Regions from separate parts of the Mus musculus genome. Here regions 1 and 3 are each linked to region 2. The links are chromatin loops, found by intact Hi-C in ENCODE. Cell type or tissue: gastrocnemius. All regions are shown on one strand. Links, peaks and the distances in the headings refer to the core of each region. The heading gives the core; the rest is flanking DNA.

Region 1 (5,481 bases), core at 254-5,253, 360 kb after region 2:
GCACTCATGGCTCCCCACCTTTGACACTCCACCCCTCCCCCCAGCTCCCTACACCACTTGTCCTGGGCTCTGCAGGTGCAACACTCACAGACAAGCCGAAGAGATGGTTGAAAGCAGGAAGGGACACGTGTCGGTCCTCCATCTTGCGTCGTGTGTTCCGGATGGCATGGATAGAGACCAGCCACTGCCACTGAGGGGCCTGGGCAGTCAACGGCACCTGCTTCTGCCACTGGCTACATACTTTCCAAAGGCAGTTGAAGAAGCTCCGTGCCAGGCCTTTGGCATCTAGTACTGATGGGCATGATGGAGAGTTGTTAACCAAAAAGTAAAGCCACGCAGTTTAGGCTTAGCTACTTTCCTATATACTCCTTTCCTGCCATGTCCCCAGGTTTTAAATGTTCCTCCCAGCAGCCTACACGGGGCCCACTAGTCAAGCACCTCACTTCCCAGGCACACTCAGCTCGGCACACCGACCTATGAAGTATGCAAGAAAGTCTGCTGCCAGCGACCAAAGTGTCTGGTAATTGTCCATTAATTAGAAATATGACAGGTCCAATGGCAGGGGAGTAAGTGAATTCTGGCCTGTTCTGACTTAAGCTGCTCCTAGAAATAACTTTCACAACTAAACATACAACTATCCTCTAAGCCAAAAACTGTACTCTTGGGCATGAATCCTAGAAGAATGAGGGCTGTTCCCATAAGAACAGTGCATGAATCATACCAGCTACATCTGTAATATCCCAAATCTGTGATCTGTCCAGCTTCCAATCTATAAATGGCTCAGCAGCTAGCTGAGCCTTGGGTAAGGGTCCAGGAGAACTGAGTGAAGTGGCCAGGTCCATCTTCAGAGAATCACACCAAGTGGAAGACACTAACCCCAACTGTCGGCCGTGCGATTCCAGTGATAGGCCTTTTTGAAATGATGAAAACTAGTCACCGTTGGGAGTTAAGGACTGGCTACAGCAGGGAAGGAGAGTTAGTGGCCTGTGGAAGGTTACATGTAGAATCCTTGCAATAAGGAAGCTGGCTTGTGTCTGACCATATTCAGATCTTGTGTGTGACATACTGTTATAGTTTTCTATGATGTTCCTAGGAGGAAAACGGGGTCGTGTATATATAGTCGGGATATCTCTGTTATTTCTCATAATTCACTGCATGCATACTTATTATTTCAAAATAATGTACATGTACATGTAAAAGGTAGAAAAAACTAGAACATCAATAACAAAAGTCCCACCCCAATTTCCCAACCCCCAACCAGAGGGTTCAAGTATCAAAGGCCACAGCAGAGGAACAAGGAGAACTGGGAGAAGTGTGCTTAGTCAGAAGTATGGCCATGGAAGAAACGGGAGGAGTGGAAGAGGCTGGAGGGAGGCATGGGAGGAAAGCAATGAGCAGGGAGAAGGGTAAGTCTAACAAGCCTGCTTGGGGGCAGGCCATCTAGTCTGCTGCAGCCATCATGCTGGGGACTATTAGCAGCAGCTGTGGGAGTGGAGGCTGAGGAGCTGGAGAACTGACTTTGTTAGGCCCAGCCTAGGGACCACAGCTCTAAATGGGACCCTGAAGAACTCAAGTTTCCTGTGTCTAAGCCCATCCCTAACCACATTACTTCTCATGTCTTTCATTTCCTCCTCTGTACACAGGTAGACTCCATGACTACCTGGAGAGCTGTTGTGGTCTCCTTGCTCCTGGAGACTGCTGGTATGGAGGGAACGTTGAGCAAGGCTGGGCCTCTAGGCCTGGGCTGTCTCTTTTTAGCCTTTGGTTACACTGCTATTTCCAGCAATAGGTTTAGACTTGAATTTTGCTCAAGAGGAAGAATGGGCAATTAAAAATGAAGATGGCAAGCCCTACGGTAATGCTCAGCCTCAGGCTCTTGGAGTCCTACCCTGATTTTCTGGCCAAGGGCTATAGTCTTGAGCCTTAGGAACTGCCCGGGAGGTCTATCTTCACAACAATCACAGGGAAGTGCTGGTAGGTGGGCATGGAGGTGCCTTAGTCACATTTCTGCCTGGGGCAATAAGCCTCAAAGAATGTGCTGAGACAGCTGGCAAGAACAGCGTGCCAACAACAGACTTGCAACAGTGCGCAAGGCTACAAGCCTAGGCTTGCATGGCAGCTCTGGGACAGGCAGGGAAGGCGGGGAAGGCACATCCCTTCTCCAGACGCCTGGGTTTAAGGCCTGGTTTGCCGGCTGCAATTCTCCTTCCCACCAGCAGGTGATACTGTCTCCTAGCTGGAGGGGTAAGGATGGGCCTTGGCGGCAGCTGCTGCCAGACTGGATTGTCTGCTGGCTTTATAGAGAACAATGGCCGCCTGTCTTTATGGATAGTTGTCTCCTAGGCAGGGGGCAAGGCCATGCTGGCTTGAAGGCTGGCAGGGAGCTGCGGAAGGGGCCAGAAATGGGGGGTGAGGAGAGTGGCTGGTAGGCGCAAGTGCTAAGGCTGAAGTAGGTTTCTTTTTTCTCCTACAGTGTTCTTTGTCCTTCTACACATGGCCTAAAGCTGGGCAAAGAGAGGCTCCCTCTACTGCCTGGAAACTCGGCCCACATCCTGTGTGCATACCTGCAGCCACCACTTCCCTCCTAATACTTCTGGTACTGCAGCAAAATAGGAGGAAAGAGAGTCATGCAGAAAAAGAGCCTGGATTTTATAAACAAACGCTCTGTCAAGTGGTCTTGGGGCCTCTTGGCGTTTGCTCCCCGTTCTGTTCCTGGGTTCCTTTGGTTTGGTGTACCACTGTAGGGCTCAACTCACTGATGGCTGTAGCCAGTGGACACGAAATGTCCATCTTCGTCACCTCATGATTGGGATCACTGACATCTAATGATCCCAACTAAGGTAAGTCAAGGCAGGGGACCTAGACAACAGTTGCCCCCTCCCCGAGGTGGATGTGCCACTCTGCTAAGGGCCTCGTGTTAGCCAAGGGGGACAGTGAGTACAGGTGAGGTTGGCTGTGTGGCTGTGAACCAACACCTTGCACTTCTCGTGTGTAAGGCAGGACAGGCACCACTCATTTCTATGTGCTCTGAAGCACCATCAAGACAGCACAAAGGTGGGCCACCGTCTCACTGGCCGCCTTTGACCCACGTGCTGCTCAGTCCATTGCAGGTTTTCTATGCCACATCGTGCTCTTGCTGAACTCCAACACTGCTGTCCTGATGGCACGCTGGCACTGACCTTTAGTGTCAATCTGAGTTTGTCACTTGTTAAACAATCCCAGAGCCATATGAGTGGAACTTACAGGTCACGAGGGCTTTCTCTTCTTCCTCCTCTTCCTCCTCCTCCTCTTGTTCAGGCAACCTCTTAAATTCAGAAAGGTCTGTCTGCAGCAGCTGGGAAATTGCCTCGTGGGTCACAGCCACAGCAAACGATGGGGGAGCGTTCCTAGGAAGAAGATGTGAGAGGCGGGGCTGGAGCAGCTCCTGGCATCCTCCACCTTGAAGATGGAGATGATGGCTCATACCTTCCTCTTGGTGTCATCACAAGCAGGTGATCTCTGTCTTCAGGGACCCGGAATGGATATTTACACAACACCAGGGGCACGGCATTTGCTGGGATGTGTTGGAAAGGTATCCTTGAAGCTTGGATCCCTGATGCTCAAGCTGGTAACCCCTGGGAGCAGGGCATGTTAAGTGCTGAACTGTATCCCCCATTTTATATGCTGAGGTTACTGTCTCAGATGGGAGCTCTTGTAAGTTGGTTTACTGTGGATAGCACTAAGAAAGATGAGATTATGGCTGGAGTAGGATGGATGCCTGCTTCAGTACGACTGGCTTGTGAAAGGTGTAAACACAGACATAGATACATGAGGGCAGCCATGTAGGTGCAGGACAGGGACGGAGGGGTGAACCTACAAGCTGAGGAATGCACATGCTTATCTGAAGAGCACCAGGGGGGCTCAGCCTGAGGGCACTTTCACCTCCATTTGGCATCTGTCCTGAGAGAATGATGGTGATCATTAAGGTGTCTGCTCTGTGTGCTTTGGGATGACAACCCCAGGAAATGGTTCTTGGATGGTGAACATCCCAGTGACGTCTTCTGACAGAAGACCCATAGTCTCTGAGCTGCTCGGTTTGTGGAGAAGGGGGCTACGGGTATCCAGGCAGTGGGCAGAAGGGACTCTGGTTTGTTTTTGAAGAGATATGTGACAGTGTCAGATTGAGTTCTTAGATGTCTTTGAGGATAGGCTGGATTGTGAATGCTGGTGACAACGGTCTAGAGAGGCCAGGCCAGGCCTAAGAGCTGGGCAGGGAACCTTGGTGTTAAAAAAGGACAGAGCAGAACAATGTTGGGAGCTGATCAAGAGTGAGAGTGGGGCAAGGGAAGGACAGAGACTCAAACTGGATCTGAGCAGTTGGATTGAGGAGGAGCGGTAGCCCCACCACTGAGCCTAAGAGGAAGCCAGGTTCTGTTTCCACAGGCTCAGCGGAGCTCTGGAGACCTGGAGAGCTGTGAGAACATGGGAGGCAGGAGAAAGAGCCACAGATGGAGTGAAGGCTGGGAGGCCCAGCTCCAGAAGAGTAGGTCAAGTAGGGAATAGGAAGGTAAGGTCCCACAGAGGGAAGGGACTGTTCTGGAGTCACGGAAGATAACTAAGAGCACAGAAGGGTGGGAAGAACTTTACCTCATGCTGACAGCTGTTGGGAGAGAAGAAATGTCAGTCTCCTGCTGGGGCCTTGGGCAGGTAGCACTGAAAAACGGGACAAGAGACCAAACAAGAGAGGAGTCTGGGAGAAAGGCAAGTCTGCTGTAGCTAAGATAAGCAGTGAAGACAGTGAGCTGATGACATGTGTCTCTCCACAGGGCTCTGAACCTTAGGAATCCTGCTTAAAACTGATGCCCCAAGTCTCTGGGCAGACGGGGTCACTATTCTTGGGGCCTCAAATGCTTCTGGAATACATCTCAACCCCAGAGCCTGTCTTCATGTCTAGTGGGAGATCCTCAAAGCTAGACTATGTGCTCTTGTCTGTGTGCCTGTTCGGAAGGGCATTTGGCTGAATTTTCATAGCTGATTTCTTTAATTAAAAAAAAAAAAAAGAAAAAGGCGGTGTGTGTGTGGTAGCTCAGGCTGGCCTCAAACTTGTGAATCAACTCCTGACTGATTCCTGATTCATATGGAATTACAGTTGTGAATCAGTCTGCCTGGCTTTTATGTATCTCTCTTTCTCTTCCTGTGTATGTGTGTAAATGTGTGCGTGTGCATGTATAAATATGCAAGTGTGTATGTATGCGTGCATGTGCGCATGGACACATTTGAGAACAGAGGAAGATATCAGACGCCCTGCTCTATTGCTCTGTGGCTCTCTACTGGATTCCCTTGAGACAGGGTCACTCAGTTAACCTACAAGCTTGCCGTTTGGGCCAAGCTGGCTGGCCACTGAGCTCCTGGGATCTGCCTGTCTCTATCCCCTAATATCAGGGTTATAGGCACATGCAGACATTGTCCAGCTTTTACAGGGATTACTGGATTCAGGTTCTC
Region 2 (5,481 bases), core at 157-5,156:
GTTAGGCCGTTAAGGGAGTCTCCAATGAACTTAACAGAAAAAGCTGTAATTGTTTAAATGCTGTGGTTATAGCTTAGCATTCACAAGTGCTGAGCTGAGTTCAATCCCCAGAACAGAATAAACCATCCCTGGTGGCTCATGCCTATAATCCACTCAGGAGCAGGGAGGTAGGTCAAGGTCACTCAGCTGTATAGTGAGTTCAAAGCTGGGATGAAACCCCACACACCTATAAATAAACAAGTAGTCTAGAGTTTATTGGAAATTCAACCCAGATTAATTTCCACTCAGCAGGGCAATCCTTATCTACTGCATGTTCCCCACAAAGCCCACGGTGGCAAGCATACACTACCCGGTGTGTTCAGATGCTGTGAGGGAGGTATGGCGAACTCGAACCTGCCCAAGAGGGAACCCCAACGTTGAAGTAGATCTGGAGTAACTGTGCATCCGCATCCAGGGAAAATAATCCACCCACTACGGAGGGGACCCGACAGGCCAGCACCCACACCCATCCTACCCAAAGCTCAGGTTCAGAAGAGCCCCCTAGAGGGGTCAGGCTGCGGCCTGGACACAAGCAGCCCCGCCACAGACAGGCACCCCTGCACTCAGGTGATATCGGAACAGACGAACTTCACCCCCACCCTTTTCATATAAGCAGGCACCCAGAAAACACAAAGGAGACAGAGGTACAAGCGGCCAAAGCCGACATGATGCACTCTAGGCAGGCAGCAATCCGCGCGCACGCAGCTCAAGTAAAGGCGACAGCGTGTAGCGCAGCCGGCGGAAGACCGCGTCAGAGCCGAGACTCTGGAGCCCCGGGCCAACGGCGTCAGGCTTCGCCAGCACCACGTAAATCAGCGGCAGCACCAGGAAACCCAGCGGGAGCAGCAGCAACGTCTGCAGTGCGCTCAGCGCCCACAGCCTGCAGAACCACCAACGGACAGGTGGGTGGTGGCTCTGGGACCCGGAACCCGGACCGCCCAACCCCCACTAGCCACTCACCTGAGGCTTCCCGCGCCTGTACCACCGAACAGTCGCTTTTCCTGCAGAGAAAGGGCTGTATCCAGTTTTTTGCCTGGGCAGCCGCTAGGCTCTAGCCAAATCTAGTGGGCAGGTACCAGCTTCAGCCCGCGCTTCCCAGCCCACGCTCACGCAGTCAGCCCTGGCCACCTCCTCCATGAGTGAGCCCGCGCAGTCCTGCACCGGACGAGGCTCTGAGTTCCACCTGCAGGACAGGCGCGGAGATGAGCCACCAGGCTGGGCCTAGCACCTTCCGACGCCCTCCAAGTCCCAATTCTTACGGTTCCGAGCCACCGCGCGTAGCCTCCAGCGCAGCTGCTGCCTCCATCACTTTCCCCTGCAGCTCCTGAAGGATGGCAATAGGGATTCAGGGCAGAGGATGCGCTACATCGCGAGTCAGAGAGTAAGGAAGAAAGAGTCGAGGCCGCAGGGCATTCGAAAGAGAACCGCTGTCAGAAACGAGGGGTCACACCTGCAGGACTCCACTCTGCTCCTGGAAGCTGGCCCAGGCCTCTTCTGTCCGCTGCGCACCCTAGAAGCCAGGGGCTTGGTATGAGCATCGCAATGACAGGCCCTCCCCACACGCCTTCCCCCCCCCCCCCAGAGTCCAGCGCCATTCGCACCTGCCGCAGGTCCTCTGCCTGCATGCTGAATTTGGCCTCCGCCAGCTCCAGATGTTTCTTCGGGAGGATTCAAGTGATGTCAAGAACCTGAAGTCCTCGCACACCACTGGGCCTCGAGGCTCGGTCCCCGGCCTTGAAGGCTGATACTCTGCCCACAAATGCACATAACCCTGCCCACAGCCATACTCCGCCCACAGCCCCGCCCAAGTACCTGCAGCGCCACAAGCTGGTTCCCTAGTTGCTGCTCCGCTCGCTGTTGACTTAGCTGCTCCCCTCCATAGTAGAAAAGCTGGGGACCGAACTCGTGAGTGCCTGGCTCAAGGATCTTGGGGACTAGGGCATGATCTGAGACACTGCACGTACCTGACTGGACAGTTCCTCCCACTGTTCCTGCAGCTTCCGATTGTGTTGCTCCTGCGAACAGGGTCCAGGCTGTCTAGGCCCCTCCTCCAGCCTAGCCACCCCGGGAGCCGCCTCTTGCTCTTGCCCGCACCAGGTCCTGCCGGTGCTGCTCCGCCGCCTCCAGCAGCCCACGAGCCCGCTCCGCACGCTCCCGTGCCGCCTCACATGCCTCGCCTCGAATGGCTCGTGATGCTTGACTTCGTCTCCGCTGCAGGCTACACGGGGGAGGGGGAGAGGGGGCGGAGAATTGGTCTGGGATAAAACCAGGGAGCAAGATATTTTGGGAAGGAGCCGCCACCAGCCTGAGAGTTCCAGACTAGGGTCCCACTGCCTGGAGCGAGACTGCCAACAAGCCTGCCGGGGCCTCGGTGCCCTCGCACCTGCGCTCGCGCTCCCGCAGCTCCTCCAGGCGCCCGGTGAGGCTCTCGCTCTCGGCTTCCAGCCCACGCACCAGCTCTTCTAGCTCCTGCTTCCGCAGGCGGCCATCTCGGTTGTCCTTCTGCAGCTGCAGCAGCTGCTCCTGCGGCTCAGTCATGGCTCCAGAGCTCCGCCCCGACCTCCACCGCCTGGGTAACTTGGTGGCCCGCGTCACAATAGGCAGCAGAGGGCGCCCGAACCCAACCGAGACGGATCACGCCCGACCAATTCAGGTATACAAAGCCGGGCTTGGTTGCCCACATCTGTAATTCTATCTCTTGGAGGTGTGAGGGCACGAAGATCAGGAGTTCAAGGTCATCCTTTGCTACATACGGAGTTTGAAATTAGCCAAGGCTACATGCGGACCTGTCTCAAAAAAAAGAAAAACAAAACAAAAAACAAAAATATCACAGTCCAGATCTGATTGGTAAAAAGTTACTAAAGTTCTAAGGAAGGACCAGACTTGATGGTCCGTACCTTGTAATCCCAAAATACTAGAGGCTGAGGCAAGATCACCTAGAGTTCAAGGTCAGCCTAGAGGTCTAAACAAGACCCTGACTCAAAAGAAAATGAGGGCCGGGTGTGGTGGCCCACGCCTTTAATCCCAGCACTTGGGAGGCAGAGGCAGGCGGATTTCTGAGTTCAAGGCCAGCCTAGTCTACAGCCTGAGTTCCAGGACAGCCAGGGCTACACAGAGAAACCCTGTCTCGAAAAAACAAACAAACAAACAAAAACCAAAGAAAAAAAGAAAGAAAAAATGAGAGGGTTTGAGAGATGGCTCAATGGTTAAGAGCACTGACTGCTCTTCCAGAGGTTCTGAGTTCAATTTCCAGCAACCACATGGTGATCCACAACCATCTATAATGGGATCTGATACCCTCTTCCGGTGTGTCTGAAGACAGCTATAGTGTGTGAGTGTGTGTGTATGTGTGTGTGTAATCTTTTTTTTTTTTTTTTTTTTTAAAGAAGGACTGAAGACATGGCTCAGCGGTTAAGAGTATTGACTGCTCTTCTAGAGGTCATAAGTTCAATTCCCAGAAATCACATAGTGGCTCACAACCATTTGTAATGGGATCTGATGCCCTCAAGACAGTGACAATGTACTCATATAAATAAAAATAAATAAGTCTTTAAAAATAAATAAATTAGCCAGGCGGTGGTGGCACACGCCTTTAATCCCAGCACTCGGGAGGCAGAGGCAGGCGCATTTCTGAGTTCGAGGCCAGCCTGGTCTACAGAGTGAGTTCCAGGACAGCCAGGGCTATACAGAGAAATCCTGTCTCAAAAAAAAAATAATAATAATAATAAATAAAAATAAATAAATCTTAAGAGCCACAGTAGCTGTAACTACTGTAACTACAGGCTAAACCAGGTGTGCCTCACCTTAGATTCTGAGTGACCAAGCAGGGAGTGCTAAACTTTTGAGAAAAACATTTTTTTGTTGCTGTTGTTTTTTCGAGACAGGGTTTCTCTGTGTAGCCCTGGCTGTCCTGGAACTCACTTTTGTAGACCAGGCTGGCCTTGAACTCAGAAATCTGCCTGCCTCTGCCTCCCAAGTGCTGGGATTAAAGGCATGCGCCACCGTGCCCGGCTTGAGAAAAACATTTAAAATTAAAATTTTTAATGTTTTTCTCCCCCATGTGCTATGAAACTTTGTCGTGGTCTCAGTGGCTGGATTTTCCCTAGCATAGTGCCGTGCTGAGTGGTGCTGAAGGACCTGGGAGGACCTGGGTGCTAGGGTGGCCTGATGGTCTCTTTTCTCCATGGTTTCAGCTCTAGAGAACCTTTGATTGGGCTTGTGTGGTATGAGTAAGAAAAGGAGGGATGTAGTTTTGTGATCTAGGGGTTCTGTTAGCTCAAGGGGTCTCATTCTGCAGCCAGGCTGGTCTTGACACAACCCCTTACTTCCCTAGGAACCTGCTTAATCATTTTCTTCAATTTATTTCTCTCTCTCTCTCTCTCTGTGTGTGTGTGTGTGTGTGTGTGTGTGTGTGTGTGTGTGTGTGTATACCACATCTGTGCAAATGCCTCAGCAGTCCATCAGATCCCTTGAAGCTGGAATTCCAGCAGTTGTGAGCCACCTATGTGGGTGATGGGAACTAAAGTCAGTGCTCTGGAAGAGCAACAAGTGCTCCTAACTGCACACTGGACCTTTTCACACTCTGTGGTGATATAATCTCTCTAAAGATTTTAAGAAGCTAATTTATTCCATAATTTAGAGGACATACTTTCTGGATGCTGTAATAAACCATTACAGCTTCATTAGATAGCCTGGGGCAGGAATCCTGCTGCAAATTCATAGCCAGCCTTTGCTACAGGGTGAGACTTTGTCTCAAACAGCCCCTCCAAAAAAACAAAAACAAAAACAATGAGTGCTTTTTGCTATGAATGGGCTGGGATATTGGTCAATGGAATCCCTGCACACACAAGGTTCAATTCCCAGTATCACGCACCAAGACATCAATTATTGATTTACAGGAAGGGCTGTGGGTTTTGATAGCTCTGGCTAAGCTGGGATTCCCCAGTGCTGTCAACATAACTCGGATTCCCAGACTCCAGTGCTGCCTCATCTCGTCCACACAAGAAGTTCAAAGCTCCAGGCCTCTGAAGCCCTTCTGGCCCCAGTAATTTGGGAGAAGGTGTGAATACTTGATTTTTGTATTTTCTGGGCTGGGCTGGAGGTGAGCCTCCCAGACAAGTGTCTCCCTCTGAGCCACGCACCCCTGGGCTTCCCTCTCCGTGCCTTTTCTGTTCACAGGCTCTTCCCAAAGCAACTCTCCCTCAGCCAGCGTCCCTTCCTCCCCTTCGGCCTTTGACCGCTCACTTCATAAGCCACCCAGCACACCTGCAGCTTACTTACTGAGTTTTGCTAATCTAGGATTCTTTTTTCTTTTGTTTGATTTTGTTTTCTTTTATTACCTTGGAGACAGGGTCTCATGTTACTCATACTAGCCTGAAACTCAACTGTGTACCAAGGATGACTTAGGACTCCCCCACCTCCACTGCCTGTGCTCACACCACA
Region 3 (5,481 bases), core at 254-5,253, 140 kb after region 2:
GACAGCTCTCCTGTTTCACAACACAAGGCAGCAACAGAATGATAACAAGGAGGAAGCCCGGTGAGGATCCAATATTGATGATGTCACAGAAGCCGGAGATCTCCAACCAGACCAATGACTCATTGCAATGAACATTTGCAAGTGAAGATGTGTGGACAGAGGGGTATGCTATGGGACAGACTGTGACATACTACAGCTTCCATGATGAGATGTTTTCTATGTTGTGTGTGTGTGGTTTTTATTTTGCGGTATTTTATTAAAGTTTGGATATGAGGGGACAGGGAGATGAGCAGGACTGGGGTACATGATGTGAAACTCACAAAGAAGCAATAAAAAGTGTAATTTTAATTTTCTCTCTATCTTTTTTTTTTTTCAAGACAGGGTTTCTCTGTATAGCTCTGGCTGTCCTGGAACTTACTTTGTAGACCAGGCTGGCCTCGAATTCAGAAATCTGCCAGCCTCTGCCTCCCGAGTGCTGGGCACCACGCCCAGCTCTATTTTTTCTCTTTACTTTTATTGATGTTTCTTAAATGCTTTAAAGTCCTGTCTAGCCTACCACCCACCAGAACTGGAAAAGAAAGGATATAGGGAAAGTGAACCTGTTTAGAAATTGTTCTTTGGAGCAAATCTCATGTGTGTTGCCAAGAAATCAGCAGTTTAGTTCACAGGTCAATAGTGGAAGCTGGATCCAATCACAAATGGCTACAAATATACCAGCACTCCAGTTCGGTAGTGTGCAGTGACACAACCTAGCAGGGACAGCAAGACCTCAGCCCAATTCAAATGAATCAGCAGAAGGGACCAGGACCAATAGGAGTGCCAGGAAAAACTCTTGGCTGTGCTTCTTTCAGGGAGGGAAGATCAGCTAAGAGGCAAGACCAACAAGCATTTAGCTACCTACGTTAGCAAGCCAAGTCTATCACTGTCCATCGAGTCCTTTTTATTCTCTCTGTAAACATTATGTGTCCTCCATGGGTCTTGCCTCAGCACATGAGTCTGTCTTAGCAAAACTCCATGTGAGTCTGTCTCAGCTGACATCACTCTGTCAATTGGCAGAGTCTGTAGAAGTGGCAAGAAGCGAGACATACCACCACCAGAAGTTTTTTGGTGCACTTTTCTCTATGGAGTCCTGACAAATGGAGCTCAACTACGAAATGTAAGATGGACCAATATATGTGTGTCATTAGCAGAGAATCCATTATCATATGTCCTTTCATGTGTTTGTTTAAGCAAAACATCCTTTTATCTGAATGTTCCTTCATGAGTCTGTCTTAGCTTTTCATCTATGTCCACTTCAGCAAAACGTTCCTTCACATGTTTGCTCCAACAAAACATCAACCCAATGCAACTGACACATAGAGTCCTTAAGTCTCCACTTCAAGGGCTGGAGAGATGGCTCACTGGTTAAGAGCACTGTCTTCCAGAGTTCCTGAGTTCAGTTCCCAGCAACTACATGGTGGCTCACAACCATCTGTAATGGGATCCAATGCCCTCTTCTAGTGTGTCTGAAGACAGCTACAACTCATATACATAAAAAAAAAAAAACTGTTTTAAAAAGTTTCTGTGAGAGAGAGAGAGAGAGAGAGAGAGAGAGACGGAAACAAATATAAAATGTCATGAGGTGAGGCCCCATAAAAGTTAAAAGAATTTTTGGTTCCCCCATTTTGGCTCTGGAGTGTAAGCAGAGATATTTTGTGTGAGGCTGTGGTCCTTTGTGAAAGGCAGTTCTGGCTGAGCCTTTTGTAAATTATTCTTGTTAGACATTCATGCACGAGATCCCCTCCTTCTCAGCCTCATATTCATGTGTGTGTTAGGGTTAAAGGCCTGACAAATGACTCTATTTTGATTCTAACTATTCTGACACAGCTTACTTAGAAACATGTTGTCTGCCTGTCATCCTCTCTAGGCGGATGACCTCAGACTTATTCTTGAACTTCCTGCCTCCACTACTTGAGGGTTGATTTGCTAAGGATCAAATCCAGGGTTTTGCGCTTGCTGGACTCACTCAACTGAGCTACATCTGCAGACGGAAACATAAACTTTAATGCAAACATAAACTTTACTGCGTATCTAGCTAGTGCCCTAAGTACATGCTTCATCAGCTTCTTAGTAATGTAGCCTGGAGGGGCAGTTCCTTTGTGAATACTCAACAGATGGATGGATGGATAGAGTGAATGTGTGTACGTGAGCGCGCGCGCCAGCACTGTGTGAGTGTGTGTGTGTGTGTGTGTGTGAGAGAGAGAGAGAGAGAGGGCTCACAGCTTTGTCATCCAGCAACCTTAGGATTCTGCCACCAAATGACTCAAGTAGCTGCATGACTAAGAGAATTAAAAAACCATGGGGTCCAGAAACTGATGTGATTCAGTTTGATTAACTCCTGGGGCCAGGAGATTTCAATAACTTTGTTATCTGCCCACTTTGAGACCACAAAATCTCGTAATTAACATAAGAACCTGTAGCTTTATCCCGGGGTCTGAGTGGAGGGACACGAGACTAAAGTTTAGGGGGTCCAGGGTCAAAGGGGTTCCTATACCTACTACACCCGAGGATCTCTAACCGGGAGCCAAGTGACTAGAAGCAACCAACCCGGGTGTGCGGCTTTCCGTGGCCTCTCCGGGGACGCTCGCCGCAGCCACTGCTTTATTGGCGGGTCCTCGGAAGCGTGGACCAGTTAAAATCCTCCTGGTGTCTCCAACCCCTTTCCAGCTACCTCCTTGGAAGCTGGGGGTGGGGCCGCTGCACACGGTCCAATAGCAGTGCAGGAGGAACGCGCGCGCGCAGACGATTGGCTGCCGTGGGAGGGCGCTGTCAGAGCTGGATTGGCCGCTGTTGAGGACGGAAGCGCAGAGGTCTAGAGCAGCTGGAACCTGGCCGGCTGGCGGGATGTGGGGCGCGAGCCGGGGCAGGGTAGCGGGGCCAACGCTGCTGGGGCTGCTGCTGGCGCTCTCAGTGCGGAGTGGGGGCGCGTCCAAGGCCAGCGCCGGGCTAGTGACCTGCGGGTCAGTGCTGAAGCTGCTCAACACCCACCACAAAGTGCGGCTGCACTCACACGACATCAAATACGGATCTGGTGCGCAGGGGTGGTGACTGGGACCGCCAGGGGGCGGAGGGCTTAGAGACTAGGTGGTCCTAGCGGGGTCTGTGGGTTGTCAGGGAGCTGGGTGGTTGCGAGTCTAGACTCGCTTGTGGGTCGTGACTGACAAGCCTGAGGGATCGAGGATGCGCGGGAAGGGGGAGGGCGATGTCCACCGGTACTTAGGGTCTGGCCTGGGCTGGGGTGAGCTCTTTGGATCCTAGAGTGGTAGGGGCTGTGAGGGAAACTTTTTAGTGTTCAAGACGAGGGTCCGGAGGTCTGTGATTAACAAGAATCCACGGGGTGGGGTGGGCTGTTACTCTTCAGGCAGCGGCCAACAGTCGGTAACCGGCGTGGAGGAGTCCGACGATGCCAATAGTTACTGGCGGATTCGCGGCGGCTCCGAGGGTGGGTGCCCGCGCGGACTCCCAGTGCGCTGTGGGCAAGCAGTGCGGCTCACGCACGTGCTCACCGGCAAGAACCTGCACACGCACCACTTCCCGTCGCCGCTATCCAACAACCAGGCAAGCCCCGTTCCGAAACCCACAGAGGCTGCGTGGGGCAGGGACCCAAAGACAGAGGGAGGGATGTAGGGGAGGGGCCCAAGAGGGGACTCAGTGTCAGCTACTGTGAATTGGGAGTTTCTATTCAGAAGTTTATGGAGCTCCTGCTCTGGGTCCTGTCCCCAGTAACTTTCTCCACCGAGTTAGAAGTGAGAGATTAGTTCGTATTTGGACACAGAGGTGGACCCACAGCGCAGATAATAGGAAACTGCAGGAAGGAGAAACTCAGGGCTGGGTCTTAAAGAGAAGTGGGAGCTTCTTCCTACTCCTTCCCCTCTGCGAAAGAGTTCCTACTAAAGTACAGTGTTCATTGCAGCTGGTCTGGGAGGGACGCAGGGAGAATCTGACAGTGCTTTGGAGAGTTTCAGGGGGAAAATGTTGGAGGGGAATTTGGGGGTAAGGCCAGTTGGCACTACACAGTCTGATACAAGAGGCTCTATGCACCTGAAGAATGGGGTGAGAGTCTATTTTGAGACCAGATTTCTCTATGTAGCCCTGGCTGTCCTAGAACACACTATGTAGACCAGGCTGGCCTTAAACCCCCCAGAGATCTGCCTGCCTATACCTTCTGAGTGCTACGCTTAAAGGCGTGTGCCGCTGAGCCTAGCTAGGGCAGGACTCTTGGCTTCCATTTTCATAGCTGTGAATGCTGAAGGTCAGGAAAAGGAGCAGAGGCCCCAGGATACTAGGTGCAAATATGACGGCCAGACATGCAGCTCAGGGGAGCTTGTGCCCTCTGTGTGACTGTTCCTATACCTTATACTCTCAGGAGGTGAGTGCTTTTGGGGAAGACGGTGAGGGTGATGACCTGGACCTGTGGACAGTCCGATGTTCTGGGCAACACTGGGAGCGAGAGGCCAGTGTCCGCTTCCAGCACGTGGGCACCTCTGTGTTCCTGTCGGTCACTGGTGAACAGTATGGTAACCCCATCCGTGGGCAGCATGAGGTTCATGGCATGCCTAGTGCCAATGCTCACAACACGTGGAAGGCAATGGAAGGAATCTTCATCAAGCCTGGAGCAGATCTCTCCACGGGTCACGATGAACTCTGAGAACCAGATGAGTGATGGGAGGGTGGCTGAGTGGCAATCTCGGGGTCACTCTTGTGTAAGACTTTGTTTGTAGGGGCCCTCAAGTGCCTTTATGATTAAAGAATGTTGGTCTGGGATTATTTTTGCTGTAACCCTGGGGAAGATCTGAAGGTGCCAGCCATATCTGTCCAAGTTACCATCTCACCTGTCTCAAGCACCTGCTGAAATTTTTTTTTTTTTTTTTTTTTGAGACTGTCTCACTATGTATCCTTGGCAGGCCTGGAACTCACAGAGAGATCCACCTGCCTCTGTCTCCTGAGTGCTGGTATTAAAGGTGTACACCACCACAACTGGCCCCAACCTGTTCAATAAACTCATTTTTATTACTAAGTGTGAGTGCATGAGATGTGTTTGTTGCCACCTGTACCTCAGAGCAGCTCTCTCTAGTCGCTTCTCATCTTCCACCTTTATGTTGGTTCCAGAGATCACTCTCAGTTTGCCAGCTTCACACAGTACACATAGCCATCTCACTGTCCCAAACCTTTTCTGGATGCCTGTCTGTGCAGTTTAACTCTGCAGTCTACCATACAGTGTCGTCAGAGCCGCCGACCTCATTTCCCAGGACTTGACCTTAGGCAATTTCTCTATTGAAGGGCCTTGGCCGTAGGCAGGGCCCCTGCCAACTGGGATGGGCTCAAACTCTCCAGTCCTCTCATCTCTTACTCTCAGGAACCCATTCTTCTGGTGGTTGCAGCAGTTTTGAAACTTATCTTTGACTAAAGGTCTGTTGAGGATTCTGCCTATCTATTGGGAAT

Evidence for each region. Peaks named below come from ENCODE experiments on the same cell type or tissue, not always from the same donor. Only the 100,000 strongest peaks of a DNase experiment are listed, where the experiment ranks them.
Region 1: it touches region 2 in a loop (2.3-fold over the local background); 5 of 42 quality-filtered maps call a loop at or near these places.
Region 3: it touches region 2 in a loop (4-fold over the local background); 28 of 42 quality-filtered maps call a loop at or near these places.

The regions. Positions count from the first base shown.
Region 1 is chr16:16,908,844-16,914,324 of GRCm38, reverse strand. It overlaps Ppm1f (protein phosphatase 1F (PP2C domain containing)), which reads right to left. Exons shown (of 8, transcript NM_176833.4): 3 at 3,244-3,386; 4 at 89-291. Among named protein-coding and RNA genes, the nearest start is that of Ppm1f, 15 kb to the right of the region's middle. In gastrocnemius, for the core only: a CTCF peak has its summit at 2,214; a DNase peak (open chromatin) is centred at 2,216; H3K27ac peaks cover 3,518 bases.
Region 2 is chr16:17,273,410-17,278,890 of GRCm38, reverse strand. It overlaps Tmem191c (transmembrane protein 191C), which reads right to left and starts at 2,591. Exons shown (of 10, transcript NM_177473.3): 1 at 2,423-2,591; 2 at 2,134-2,257; 3 at 2,004-2,054; 4 at 1,852-1,929; 5 at 1,641-1,697; 6 at 1,490-1,549; 7 at 1,299-1,363; 8 at 1,150-1,222; 9 at 1,000-1,040; 10 at 230-919. The coding sequence starts at 2,577. The coding sequence ends at 715. In gastrocnemius, for the core only: a CTCF peak has its summit at 2,644 (motif pointing right); DNase peaks (open chromatin) are centred at 1,153, 1,534, 2,249, 2,622 and 2 more places; H3K4me3 peaks cover 2,229 bases; H3K27ac peaks cover 614 bases.
Region 3 is chr16:17,129,713-17,135,193 of GRCm38, reverse strand. It overlaps Sdf2l1 (stromal cell-derived factor 2-like 1), which reads left to right and starts at 2,811. Exons shown (of 3, transcript NM_022324.3): 1 at 2,811-3,070; 2 at 3,401-3,597; 3 at 4,406-5,056. The coding sequence starts at 2,884. The coding sequence ends at 4,687. In gastrocnemius, for the core only: a CTCF peak has its summit at 3,086 (motif pointing right); DNase peaks (open chromatin) are centred at 2,770 and 3,443; H3K4me3 peaks cover 1,850 bases; H3K27ac peaks cover 1,246 bases.